Linked DNA regions of Homo sapiens: region 2 is linked to region 1. The links are chromatin contacts, found by Hi-C or POLR2A ChIA-PET in ENCODE. All regions are on one chromosome and are shown on one strand. Each heading gives the region's core, a stretch centred on a gene start or an enhancer-like site at or near the end of the contact. The rest is flanking DNA. Distances are from core to core; before and after follow the strand shown. Region 1 has its middle 140 kb from the start of LINC00595. Region 2 overlaps ZMIZ1 (zinc finger MIZ-type containing 1).

Region 1 (5,869 bases), core at 1,890-4,389:
GCCGATTCCTGATAGAGCAGTGCAAGGGTTCTCCAAGGGGAGGAGACCCGGGGGCTGGAGAGCTGGTTTCCACCCTGAGGATACCGGGTGGCTGAGTGCATTGCTGGACTTTGCCCATGCTCCTAATCCTTCTCTTTGGGATGGTTCCAGTTCTGGGGAGGCAGAGGCTACTTCACATGGGTGATCATGATGGGGAGTGACTACCTTGTCACTGGAGGTGGCTGAGCAGAAGACCTAACTGCCCATCTAGGCTCTGCAGAGAGGCTCCCACGGAAGGAGAAGGGACTGGGTGACCTTGGAGACCCCTTATCATGTTTCATTCCCAGGCTCTGAGAAAGGACAACCCCATCCTGGTGCAGCAAGATTTTAACCCCCTGGGGTAAAAGGGGGGGAACAAATTGTTGTGGCTGTCCCGGCGCTCACCAACCCTCCCGGCTCCCTTTACTCTGCTCTTTGGAGGTCTAACTTCCCTTCGGCAAGGAGCCCTTGCTCCTTTCTTTTCTCCCTTCCTGCTTTCCTTTCATTCATTTAACAAATTCTTGTTCAGCAAATTCTTTCTTGCAATGCCTCCTAGGATATTGGGCAATGCGCTTAGTCTTGGGGGACCCTGGAGTGAGGAGAATGAATACCGCCCCTGCCCTTATGGAACAGCAGTGGGGAGCGCCTGTGGAATAGGGGAGTGAGATGGATTATAGAAGTCTTGGGGGAAATCCAAGAAGGTTCAAAGTGAGGGCCGTGTTCAGGTAGGAGATGGTGTGGTGTGGGCTGGGAGGGTGGCAGTGAGGCCGGGGAAACTGGATGGAGTCCAGAGACAGAGAATAGGAGAATTCATCAGTGCTTGATGGAATGTTGGCTGTGGCAGGCAGGTGAGGAAGACGGGGTGTCAGAGGACTCCTAGGTCGCTGGCTAGAGCCCCTGGGTAAGGGAGGGGGCCAGTCCCAGGGATGCCTCACCGCAGCGATGGCGTGGCTGGCAAAGCTACCTCATGCTGGGGAAGGCTTCTGTACTAACGTTTCATTTCGGGCAGGTCTAGGAACAGCGACCATGCATTTGCTCACATCCTCTCTCCAGAGCCTGTCCGCATCCCTTCTGATCTTCCCGACAGCTCCCAGAAGCAGGTCTTTTTCTTAAGATGCCTCCTAGGTGCCTGCCCTCCTTTCTGCCGCTTCTCTGCTCATCATTGCAGAGGAGCGGTGATTGACACACCTAGAGGCCAATGAACTGCCTAGCTCCACCCACCACTCCCAGGTTCGCTGAGTCCCTCCCCAGCTCTCTCCTGTTCTCCTCCCGCAAGATCTCTCACGGTATCAAAATACCAGACACGATCCAGGGCAATAACAGGCCTGATTTCCACCTAGGGAGACAAGGGAGGGCCCAGCTGGGCCTCTTCACAGCATCCGTGATCGACCCCACCTGGCTGGATGTTGCGGGGGCGGCAGGGCAGTCTCAGGCTTCCCGGCCAGAGCCTGCAGCCGGGAAACATTCCTGCCCCGTTTCCATGGCTGCCAGTCGGGCTTGAGCCACTGGGGGCTGGGGGAGGGGCTTTGACTGGGCCTGCCTGTTCGACTTTGGGGGATTTGGTAGTTCTCCCTCTCCAGATTAGCTCATTGTGAAGCTGCTCTGAAGAACTCCCCTTTCCAGCAGCCAGTGTGCATGAAGCCAGTTCACTCCCTCCTGGGGGTCCCTCCCTGTGGGCGCGAAGCTCGTGAACTCCTGAGTCCCCCTTCCTGTGGATGTGAGGTTGGGGCACCCCTGGGCACTCCTTCCTGTGGATGTCAAGACAGTGCACCCCTGGGTACCTCTGCCTGTGGGTGTGAAGCTGGTGCACCCCTGGGTCCTCCCCGTGTACTCTGAGGCACTGGGATCCTGGTTTCAAGGCTTGCTCAGTCATCTCTGGTGGTGTAGGTCTTTGTGTTCAGTTTTATAAGTGGAGAAAACTGAAGATGATTCTGTTTACCTTACCCACCCCCTCACTTACCTCACCTAGCTCAGGGGCTGGGTATGGGGTGGTCTCAGCCCAGGACAACCTTTTAAATATTAAACATGGTACCATGCGATGTTTGTCATACTTATGACCTGGAGAAATCAAATGCGATTACTCAGCCATCTCAAATGGGGCAATGTGTATGCTAACAGCTACCCCTCCCGAGGGCATTTCACACATGCTACCTCCTGAGCTTCACTGAGACCATCTACAGGCAACAAAACGGATACACAGAAAGATGGGTGGCTGGGCTCACTGTGGCCTGCAGAGGAAATATGAGCTTGACGTCATCCCCAGCTGGTTCTGTATCTGAACACCGAGCACGAGGAAGTGATGGTGGCCAGGCCGGTCTGTACCTGGGCTCCTGCGCTCTGCCGCAGCCCAGTCAGTGTGGTTGGTGCCTGGTATCATTCCTATGTAACAGAGACAGACCAGAGAGGGAAATAAACTTGCCCAGGGCTGTGCAGCTGCTCAGTGGCATAACCAGGACTGGAACTCATGTCCTCTTCGTCACTCTCAGGTGCTCATCCCACTCATCTCAGCAAATCACATAAAGCTCTCGGTGGCCTTAACACCAGGTCAGGAGGACTAGAAGGGGTTGGCCACGAGACAAGGAGGAAGTCATTGAGGGGTGAAGCTGGAGACCAGCCTTGAGTCCTGGCTTGTTACTGGTGTGACCTTGAGCAATTTGCCCTCCTTCTCTGAGCCTCCATTTCCTTGGGTGTTGCCCAGGGATGCTGATCTGTGGCCAGCTTCCCACAAGCAGTTGCTCTGAGGACAAAGACGTGGGATGGGAGCTGGCTCTGTGGACAGGCAGGGGCAGCTCCCCCCTGCTCCCCTGCCATGGAGCTCCCTTGTCCTGGGTGAGTCTTGGCCAATGCCCCAGAGCCCTGCACAGTCCCAAGCTACTGTGGGAAGGCAGGGAGCTGGCTTGTGCCTCCCCAGTGTCGACACATCCGTTCTCAGGGGCTCTGAGATGGCCTCTCTTGGCCTGGACGTGCCACAAACAGTGCCCTCTCCCCTGCCTGTGTGTGTTTTGGGGCTGGCTGGCAGGCTCAGGAAAGCAGCCTGGCCTTATCAGAAGCCCTGGGTCTCCAGTTTCTGGGAACTGTCTCCGCTCTGTGGCTTTCTTTCCCAGGTGCTGGTGCCAAGCAGGCTCAGTCTGAGCGTCTGGCGGGGTTCCAGGCATTCTGTGTCAAGCACTTCTCAGCAGCAGGAAGACCAACTTCATGGAGGCCTGAAGGGACCCAGCAAATGACCTCTGTCTGCATGGCCCTGGCTTAAAAACAGGAGCATGGTTGTTAGCGCCCCCTAATCCACACAGGGGACCAACTCCTCCTAGTTGTGTGGGCTGGGCTGGGAACTCACACCAATGCCTGTTAGCCGCCTCTAGGGAGGGGACCTGCATGGAAGTGTCATCCTTTAGGAGGCATGACCAGGTGCACCGTCTCCATTCATGCTGCACAGGGATGGAGGCTCGGCGCAGAGACCTTGCTGGCCTGTGTTCTACAACTCCCATCACCCAAGAGAGTCACTCCACATCCCTGCGAGATGGGGATCTTGACTGTCAGTTAAGATTGAGACAATGGAGGTGCTATGAGGTTGAGAACTTCTCAGTCAATCAGCCATGTGTGGCTGAGCCAGGTTTGAAGCCAGGCAGTTGGGGTCCAGAGCCCAGTTCCCACCTTAACAGCACAGGAGGGGGTCCTAGGTCTTCTGGTCCCACAGCAACCTCCATGCCCCTGCCCCCTCCACTCCCTGACTCCCTAGGAGTGCAATGCATCTTACTGAGGTGGAGCTGGCTCAGCTCAGTGTAGGTGCTACATGTATAGATGCCAGGTGGGTTTATGTTAGCTAGGGTGCCCACAAATAGGGTCCAGGTACCAGGGGCAGGGTGTCTCAGAAGAGTTGGCAGGGATATAAGGGACTATGTGATAAGGAACGAGGGCCCTGTATACTACCCAGCTTGAGGTCTTTGTGGGGGACAGGGTCTCAGCCCTCTGTTCTGGTCCCTTGTGTGGATGAGCAGTGTTATCTGTAGATACCTGGAGCCCAGAAGGTGGGAGAGGTGGCAGTCCTCGGTGCCTATCCACTGTCCTCTCCTGGCAGACTCCCCTCCTGGCAGAGCCTCTCTCCAATGCCCGTGACTACTCAATCATCCTCTTTCTCTTGCTTGAAAATTTGATGGGACAACTCTGCATGGCTTTCTTGGCTCTCCACACTGCCCCCCTAGCCGAGGTCCTCACTGCTCTTTCCATGCTCCAGGCTGATCTTCTCCATCTCAGTCCCTGCCTTCCCTCCTCTGTGCCTTGGTCCCAGAAGCTTCCCCAGTCAGGCCACGTTGGAGCCCATCTTTAAGGAGGAGACCTCTCCCCTACCCTGGGCTCCTTCAGCATCCTAGGCCACTGGGTGTGAAGTGACCGAAGGGAGTACCATGGGACAGGCCTCTGGGGCCCTTTGCCTTCTCCAGACCATGAGATCCTGGAGGGCAAATTCTACAGCCCATTCATTTTCAGTTTCCCAAAATGTTTGTGGATTACATGGATGAAGGAAAGCATGCATGAGCCAAGAATGGAGGCGATGCGATGGGTCTGGGAACCGGGAGACGCGAGTCCCTTTCCCTTCAGTGTCTCAGGAGGAGAGTGGGGAAGATGCCATGTGCCCTGAGATGATTTTCTTGGATTCCTTGATGGGCCACCCTTTGGGGAACATTTGCATTTTAACATTGAGGGGAGCTGGCAAATGGTAGTGGATTTTGGGTGCTGTGGCACCCATTGCAGAGGGCTCTCTGGCCGGCCTTGCTCATGCTGTGGGCGGGTCCCTTGTCTGGGAGTTTCTGCGCTCCTGTGCTGGCTCCCACGATGTCCCCCTTTGTAACCCCTCTATCCGGCCTGTTCAGGGAAGCATGAGCTCTTTTCTTTGCTCCAGCTCATTGGGGTGGTGACATTTTAAAATACTGTTAATAGCTGATATTTATCCAATGCCACATGGAGTCTCGTAGCTGAGCACTTACATACTTTATCTAATCTCATCTGCACACCAGCATTGTGAGATAGGCCCCGATGACCATCCCATCCCATATTACCAGGGAGGCCTCATTTATCTCCATGCCCAGATACCCCTTCAGAGGCATGGATTTGCCTGGGCGAGGATCATGCTTAATTTTGCTCCATACCATCAGCCCCCAACAGCAAGTGGGTGCTTCATATTGGTTGGCCAAACAAGGGGAAAATGAGTGAATCTGCAACTCCGACCCTTCCCACAGGCCTCACTGGAACCCTAATTTAAGAACAATGCTGTAGTCCTATAATCTTAAATGAAAAAGCAGGATGTGAAATGTGGTGTGTGCATGCATGTCACATGTGTGCGTGTGTCTGTGGAGGCAGGGCACGTAAACTGGGGAGGCTTGGAGGTCATGACTGGAGTGTGGGTGCTGAGTTCTGCTGTTTGGGGCATCCTGGTTCTGTGATTTGGGATGAGATGCCTAAGCTCTCTGGGCCTCAGTTTCCCCTTCTGTAACATAGGGGTAATCACAATACTTGACAGGGTTATTGCGAGGACAAAGTGAGTTATTACACACAGAGCACCTAGAACAATGTGTGGCCTCTAGTAATCACTAATGAAGTGTTTGTTACCATAATCAGTAAATAGGGATGGGAGGAGCTAGATGGAGAGGTAGACGTATTGATAACAGTGCATGGGCCTTGTAAGGGAGTAACCAGTATATTTCCCTTATTCTGCATACCTCAGCTCCTTCACCTCTCCCACAACCCTGTGTGACACCTGAGGCAGCTCAATTCTCTGGCCCTTTAAACAGAGTGTGTATTAGTGGAGAGGTCACATAAAGAGGAGGTGGTGGCCCATGCAGAGGCCTTGTGGCTATGA
Region 2 (5,869 bases), core at 1,685-4,184, 790 kb after region 1:
TGGACCCAGGACTCGATATCTTTGTGGACTTTCTGATTTTTGAACCATGCAAATGAATTACCTGTTCAGACACACATGGAGCAATGAGAATTGCACCAAGAGCTACACATCCTTTAAAGCAATTGGAGGAGGAACAGGACTTTCTTCCAAAGGCTGGGGCCAGGCAATGGTGTTGGGTCCCTCAACAAGCGTGTGTAGAAGGCAGACAGGCAGACAGGCAGGCAGACACAACCTACACTTCCACCAGCTGCGAGGACTTGGCACATCTGGGGCCTCAGTTTCCTCATCTCTAAAATGGAGATGATCCTGGCCTTAGAGAGTGTGTGTGAAAAGGAAAGGAGAGAATGCAGGTGTCCAGCACGTGAAAAGTCCTGGCTGACATGGCCAGAGATGAGGGGTCTTTAGTGGGGAGTGCGACAGAGTAGCAGGGAAGGCTTAGGGCCCCAGGTCTCCTGTCCAGCACCCTGGGTGTGATCCAAGTGTCTGCAGCCTGAACTGTCCACTGGGGGCAGGAGGGCAAATCGAACTGGCAGCGGGCAGTCTTCTGCCTTGGCCCAAGGACCTGGACCCCTAACAGTGGGTGGACTAGGGCTGTACAGTCCTTCCTCTCTCTACCTAGATCCCCGCCTTTGCTGTGTGGCCTCCCTGGAGCGGCCTGGGGACTCCCAGGGCTTTTTCGAGCCGAAGGAGCTTCCTCCACTTAGCTCTGTCATCCAGAGGGAAGTCCCATTCATGCTAATGGCCCTGAGCACTCCCTTCTCCTGCACTTCAGGAAGGGTGAGCCTAGTGCCAAGCCATCCCTGCACCCGCACTGTCAGCCTTGCACAGTGGAAACCGCGGGCTGGCAGTCAGGAACCCTGGCTCCTGGTGTGGGCTCAGACACCACTTGATGTGCCACCCTGGCTTTTCCCTTTCTGTCTCTCAGCCTCAGTTTCTTTATCTAGAAAATGGGTGTGGTGCTCATTCTTATCCTCCTTTTCCAGGAGGGCAAAGTGAAAACAACAGAGTTGTGAGTGGTTTGTAAATTATGAACAACTCAAAGCCTGAGGGACTGGGGGAGGGCAGATGCCACCTGAGATCTCCACTCAGAGCACATGTGCATGTGCATGTGCACTGAGGGTCGTCATATGGGAAGGTCCCCCTGCATGCACATGTATGAACACACACACACATACACACGTACACACACACACGTGGGCCAAGCCCTGAACCAGGAATCCAAGGGGAATTGCCACCCCCTCCACCACCCAAAACACACATGCGCATACAGAAATGTGTGCACCTGGCTGGGCGTGGTGGCTCACACCTGTAATCCCAGCACTTTGGGAGCCTGAGGTGGGCGGATCACCTGAGGTCAGGAGTTCGAGACCAGCCTGGCCAACATGGTGAAACTCCGTCTCCACTAAAAATACAAAAATTAGCCGGGTGTGGTGGTAGACACCTGTATTCCCAGCTACTCAGGAGGCTGAGGCAGGAGAATCGCTTGAACCTGGGAGGCAGAGGTTGCAATGAGCCGAGATCGCGCCATTGCACTCCAGCCTAGGTGACAAGAGCAAAACTCCATCTCAAAAAAAAGAAAAGAGAAGAAATGTGTGCACCTGCATGTGCAGTTCCTTATCCCCTGGTGGGCATGCCTGCCCAGTGCTCACATGTGCCACACATGGAAAGCACCCAGAAGCATTTCCTGCCCTCAGCCCAGTGGGGTACCCCAGGTGCAGCCCCACAGGGCCCAGCAAAGGACTCTGGAACCTGCCAGTGTTGTGGCCAGAGGGCAGTTGGGAGGCTGCTCAAGGTTGGCAGGCCTGGCGTGATCCAGTGACAACCTCTCCTTTCTCTTCGCAGGCTGGACAACGTTCATGGCTCTCGGGTAGAACCTAGTGAAACGGCCAGAATGAATTCTATGGACAGGCACATCCAGCAGACCAATGACCGACTGCAGTGCATCAAGCAGGTGGGTGTGGGGCAAGGCACACTCCGAGGGCGGGGCAGATGGGGCGGGCTGCAGCAGCAGGGCATCTGGTGGGTTCTGGCTGGAGACGATGGCAGGGCCTCCTGACCACCTACCTATCGAGGCCGTTATTGGCATGCTGGCACTGACCAGCCTAATGCTGGAATCACATGCCTGGGTTTCAGTGCCAATGCTGCCCTGTCCCTTTCCACACCCTTCCCAGCTGTGTGACGTTGGGCCAGTGTTGTGGCCTCTCTGGGCTCTGTTTATGTGCAAGGATGTAGTGATGCACCTGGCACTTCCATCTCTCTCCCACCACCTCCCTCCCTAGAACTAAGCTCCCTGCCCCTTTGCTCCAGTCGTTCTCAAAAAAAAAAAAAAAAAAAAAAAGTCACAGGCTGGGTGTGGCAGCTTACGCCTGTAATCCCAGAACTTTGAGAGGCCAAGGTAGGAAGATTGTTCGAGCCCAGCCTGGGTAACATAGCAAGACCCTGTCTCAGAAAAAAAAAAAAAAAAAAAAAAAAAGAAAGAAAGAAAGAAGGAAGGAAGGAGGGAGAAAGAAAGAAAAGAAATTAAAGCTGAGAAAATTTAAAAATATTTACTAATTTATTTAAAAATAAGAACCCATTATAGGCTGGACCCAGTGATTCACACCTGTAATCTCAGCGCTTTGGGAGGCTAAGGGAGGAGGATCACTTGAAGCCAAGAATTTGAAACCAGCCTGGGCAACATAGTGAGACCCCATCTGTATTTTTTAAAAAAAGAAAAAAAAAGCCACAAGACAAGAGGTCCTAGGAAATCATATCATTTTACAGGAAAGGAAACAAGTACAGAGAGGGGAAGTGGGTAGCCTGAGTCCACTCAGCCCCTCTGGTGCTGGGAAGACCTAATTCCAGTGAGTGCCATGGTCCCCACCCTGCTGAAGCTCATACCAAGCCCAAGAGGCAAGCTGCCCAGGAGTTCCCCTATTTGGACTGCCGGGAGGTGGGGAACCTTTCACAGGGGCGCCCCCAAGCGGTGGCCAGGAGTGACGTGCCCACCTGCTGGGCCCAGCTCCCACTGCCCAGGCTGGCAGCTTCCCTGCACAGACCCACGAATGTTATTCACTCCAGGAAGGACCAGGTACAGTGAGAGGGGCATGGGCTTTGGTGTCAGACGCCTTGGACCCAAGTGCTCATTCCTTTATGGACCCATGGTGAGATCTCAAGCTAGTCCTCCATTTCTCTGAGCCTCAGCTTCCCCATTTGTCAAATGGGGCCTACCTCGTAGGATGCTGTGAGGATGTTGTGGGTGATGCACGTAGCCCAGCCCTGGTGTGTGGTGTCCATTGTCCTCAGTATGTCAGTGACAGGGAAGGGAGTGCTGGGGCTCAGGCCCCTGGCCTAGGCCAGCTTAGCAGGAAGCTCAGGCAACCAGCATGGGCTGCTGGCCCCTGGGCTTCCGCCAGGCAGAACTCACAGCCCCCTACCCACCCAGCCTTCCCTCCTTGAGGGCCAGGACCCAGACGGAGCCTCCCCAAGGTGCCTGCCCAGTGGAACTGAGGCTGTTCCTCGAGAACGAGGGTTGTGTGTCTTCTTATTAGCATCGAGCAGAGGAATCTTAAAGTCTATGCAGGGTATGTGGAGAGGAAATTGAAGAAGGCTTGTTACAGATTGAACCCAGCCCAAATGGCTCTCCCAAACGCCAATTACACGCCTCTGTTCACCGTGGCAGAATAGAAACCAGACGCCAAGACTCCCTCCTCCCCCACACTCCCTCCTCCCACTCAGGGTTCTGCAGGGCTCTTTCCTAGCTCTACCTTTCACTCCGTTTCTCCCACCCTTGGCTCAGCTGGCAGGGGCCCCGCCCTCCAATGGAATGCTCATGCCTCCTGTGCATGGGACCCTCTGCATGGCAGGCACACCACTCCTGCCGAGACCTGCTCTCAGCCTCTTTCCTCTTGGCACCTAGCTCCGTATCACCAGGGGTCAGGGTGCACCTGACTTCTTTGGCCCTCCCTGGGTCCATCTTGGGCAGAGGCCCACCAGAAGCCCCTCACAGCATGGCACACAGCTCAGTCACCATTCCGTCGCTTACAAACTATGCAGCCTTAAGTTGCCGCTTCACTTCCCTTCATCTATAAAATGGGCATCATAATTAATTCACATTCAACCAGCACATGCCAGAGCCCACACCACCCTCCCTCACCTGCCCCGGCACACACATGCGTGCACACACACAGAGGGCTCTGCTTTTGAGCCAGGCAGTGGCGCATTTGTGAGTGTGCCCAGATGCCCCCTGGGCCATCCAGAGCTCCCTACGTGCTCCATGCCCCTCCTCCCACATCTCCGGTCAGACACAGCTCAGTGCTGACATCTGTCTGCTCCACAGCTGCCCTAGAAGTCAGCCTCGGCTGGCTGGGGACTGTTGATTCTCAGGCATCCTGTAACCTAATCAGAAGAGAAAGGCAAGCATGTGTGCACGAGCTGAGATGACGAGCTGTGCAGACCTCAGGCTGGTAGGGGCTCACCTCTCCACACAGCCTTCCCTTCCTGCCCTCACCTTGGTTGTAGCCTTTGCTGGCGTTCACCAACCCCCACCCTCTGCACCCTGCTGCCCATGTCCCCTCACAGCCTCTATCTAAGCTGCCTTTGCCCCTTCTCAGCCTCTTGGTACTGGGAGAACCAGTGCTCCCTCTCTGCAACATGCCCTTCTCAGAGATCACTGCCACATCCCAGCTCTACATGGAGAGCCCTGCAAATCAGCTCATTCCTGCTCAGCAGCTGCCCTGAACCCCAGGGGCCCTTCTGAGCATCTGTACCCCATCCCTGAGCTTGAACACTTCCTGGGCACCCAGCTGTCTCACCTACTCTGCTCTGTCTCTCTGGAGCTATGGGCCCTGTAGGAATACATCAGGTCTCCCACCAGGTTGAGCTCCTTGGGGGCAAAGGACATGCCATATTCATCTCAAAATCACAGAGTCTAGCATAGCATCCAGCTCAGAGTGGGGCCCAGCTATTTTAGGTGGGCTGAGGAGAGGGGTGGACTGATAGATGGATACATAAGAGAATGGATGGATGGACATATGGGCAGATAGTTAGATGGGTGGGTGGGTGGACGTGTATAGATGATGAATGGATAAATAGATGAATGAACAGATAGGTGGGTGACTGGATAAATTAACTTCTGGATGAATGGGTAGATAGGTAGATGAATGAAGGGATGGATGAGTGGTGGATAAAGTGGTGAATGGATGAATGGGTGGGCTGGCAAGGAGACAGATGGATGAATTGATTCATTTAGGATGGATGGATGGATGGATGGATGGATACACGCATAGATGGATGAATGGATGAATCACTTGATTCACAGATGGACTGGTGGACAGATGGATTGATAAGATGAATTCATCATTTCAAGGCATTGGTGTGCCCTGTTCCTGCCCCAGCAGACTCAATGGCATTGGATATAGCCCAACTCTTCTGAGGAATTATAGAGATGGGCAGGCTTTCTGATGGGGGACAGAGTACTAGTGTCCAGTAACAGCCATAATTAGGGAGGCCTCTGCCTATGATTCAAACATGTGCTCCCATCCCCAGCCCATCAACGGCTGGCCAAGCTCACCCCTGCCCTGCCCTGGCCCCTCCCTCCACCTCCCACTGGGGCTCATTCTGCAGTGGCCATGTTGCTGGCCTACACAGCAGGCTCACCATCCTTTGGACAGTTAACTGCTCCCCAATCATTTCCCATGGGGTTCAGCCTTGTGCCAGCCTTTGGGGTTCCAGAGGTGAACAGGAGGCTGTTTCTCCCCTCAGGAGGCTCAAAAGAGAAACAGAGAACCGTGGAGGGGCCCTGGCATCAACAGCAGTAGCAGTCTTTCCCTGGGCTCCTGCTCTGTAATGAGTTCCTTGTCGTTTCTCAACTTTGCGGCAGCCCTGAATG

What was found. A loop is a pair of places that touch in the nucleus more often than their neighbours do. ChIA-PET counts read pairs that join two places held with the same protein, here RNA polymerase II (POLR2A). Pooled maps may share reads with other maps.
Region 2: a loop to region 1 is called in a pooled map of heart left ventricle, with 2.3 times the contacts of the local background. The contact joins two enhancer-like sites. A Hi-C loop is called at or near these places in 3 of 50 pooled maps. POLR2A ChIA-PET finds 5 or more read pairs at or near these places in 3 of 52 experiments (MCF 10A and WTC11).

What each region holds. Positions count from the first base shown.
Region 1 is chr10:78,405,957-78,411,825 of GRCh38, forward strand. No RefSeq gene overlaps it. Among named protein-coding and RNA genes, the nearest start is that of LINC00595, 140 kb to the left of the region's middle. RefSeq lists enhancers at 1,076-1,370, 1,220-2,031, 2,844-3,655. Within about 2 kb of position 3,140, at least 21 of the 41 ENCODE cell types and tissues checked have a DNase peak (open chromatin) inside an H3K27ac peak, as active enhancers do.
Region 2 is chr10:79,199,742-79,205,610 of GRCh38, forward strand. It overlaps ZMIZ1 (zinc finger MIZ-type containing 1), which reads left to right. Exons shown (of 25, transcript NM_020338.4): 5 at 1,843-1,951. The coding sequence starts at 1,892. Among named protein-coding and RNA genes, the nearest start is that of ZMIZ1, 130 kb to the left of the region's middle. RefSeq lists enhancers at 1,242-1,742, 1,743-2,243. Within about 2 kb of position 2,935, at least 6 of the 41 ENCODE cell types and tissues checked have a DNase peak (open chromatin) inside an H3K27ac peak, as active enhancers do.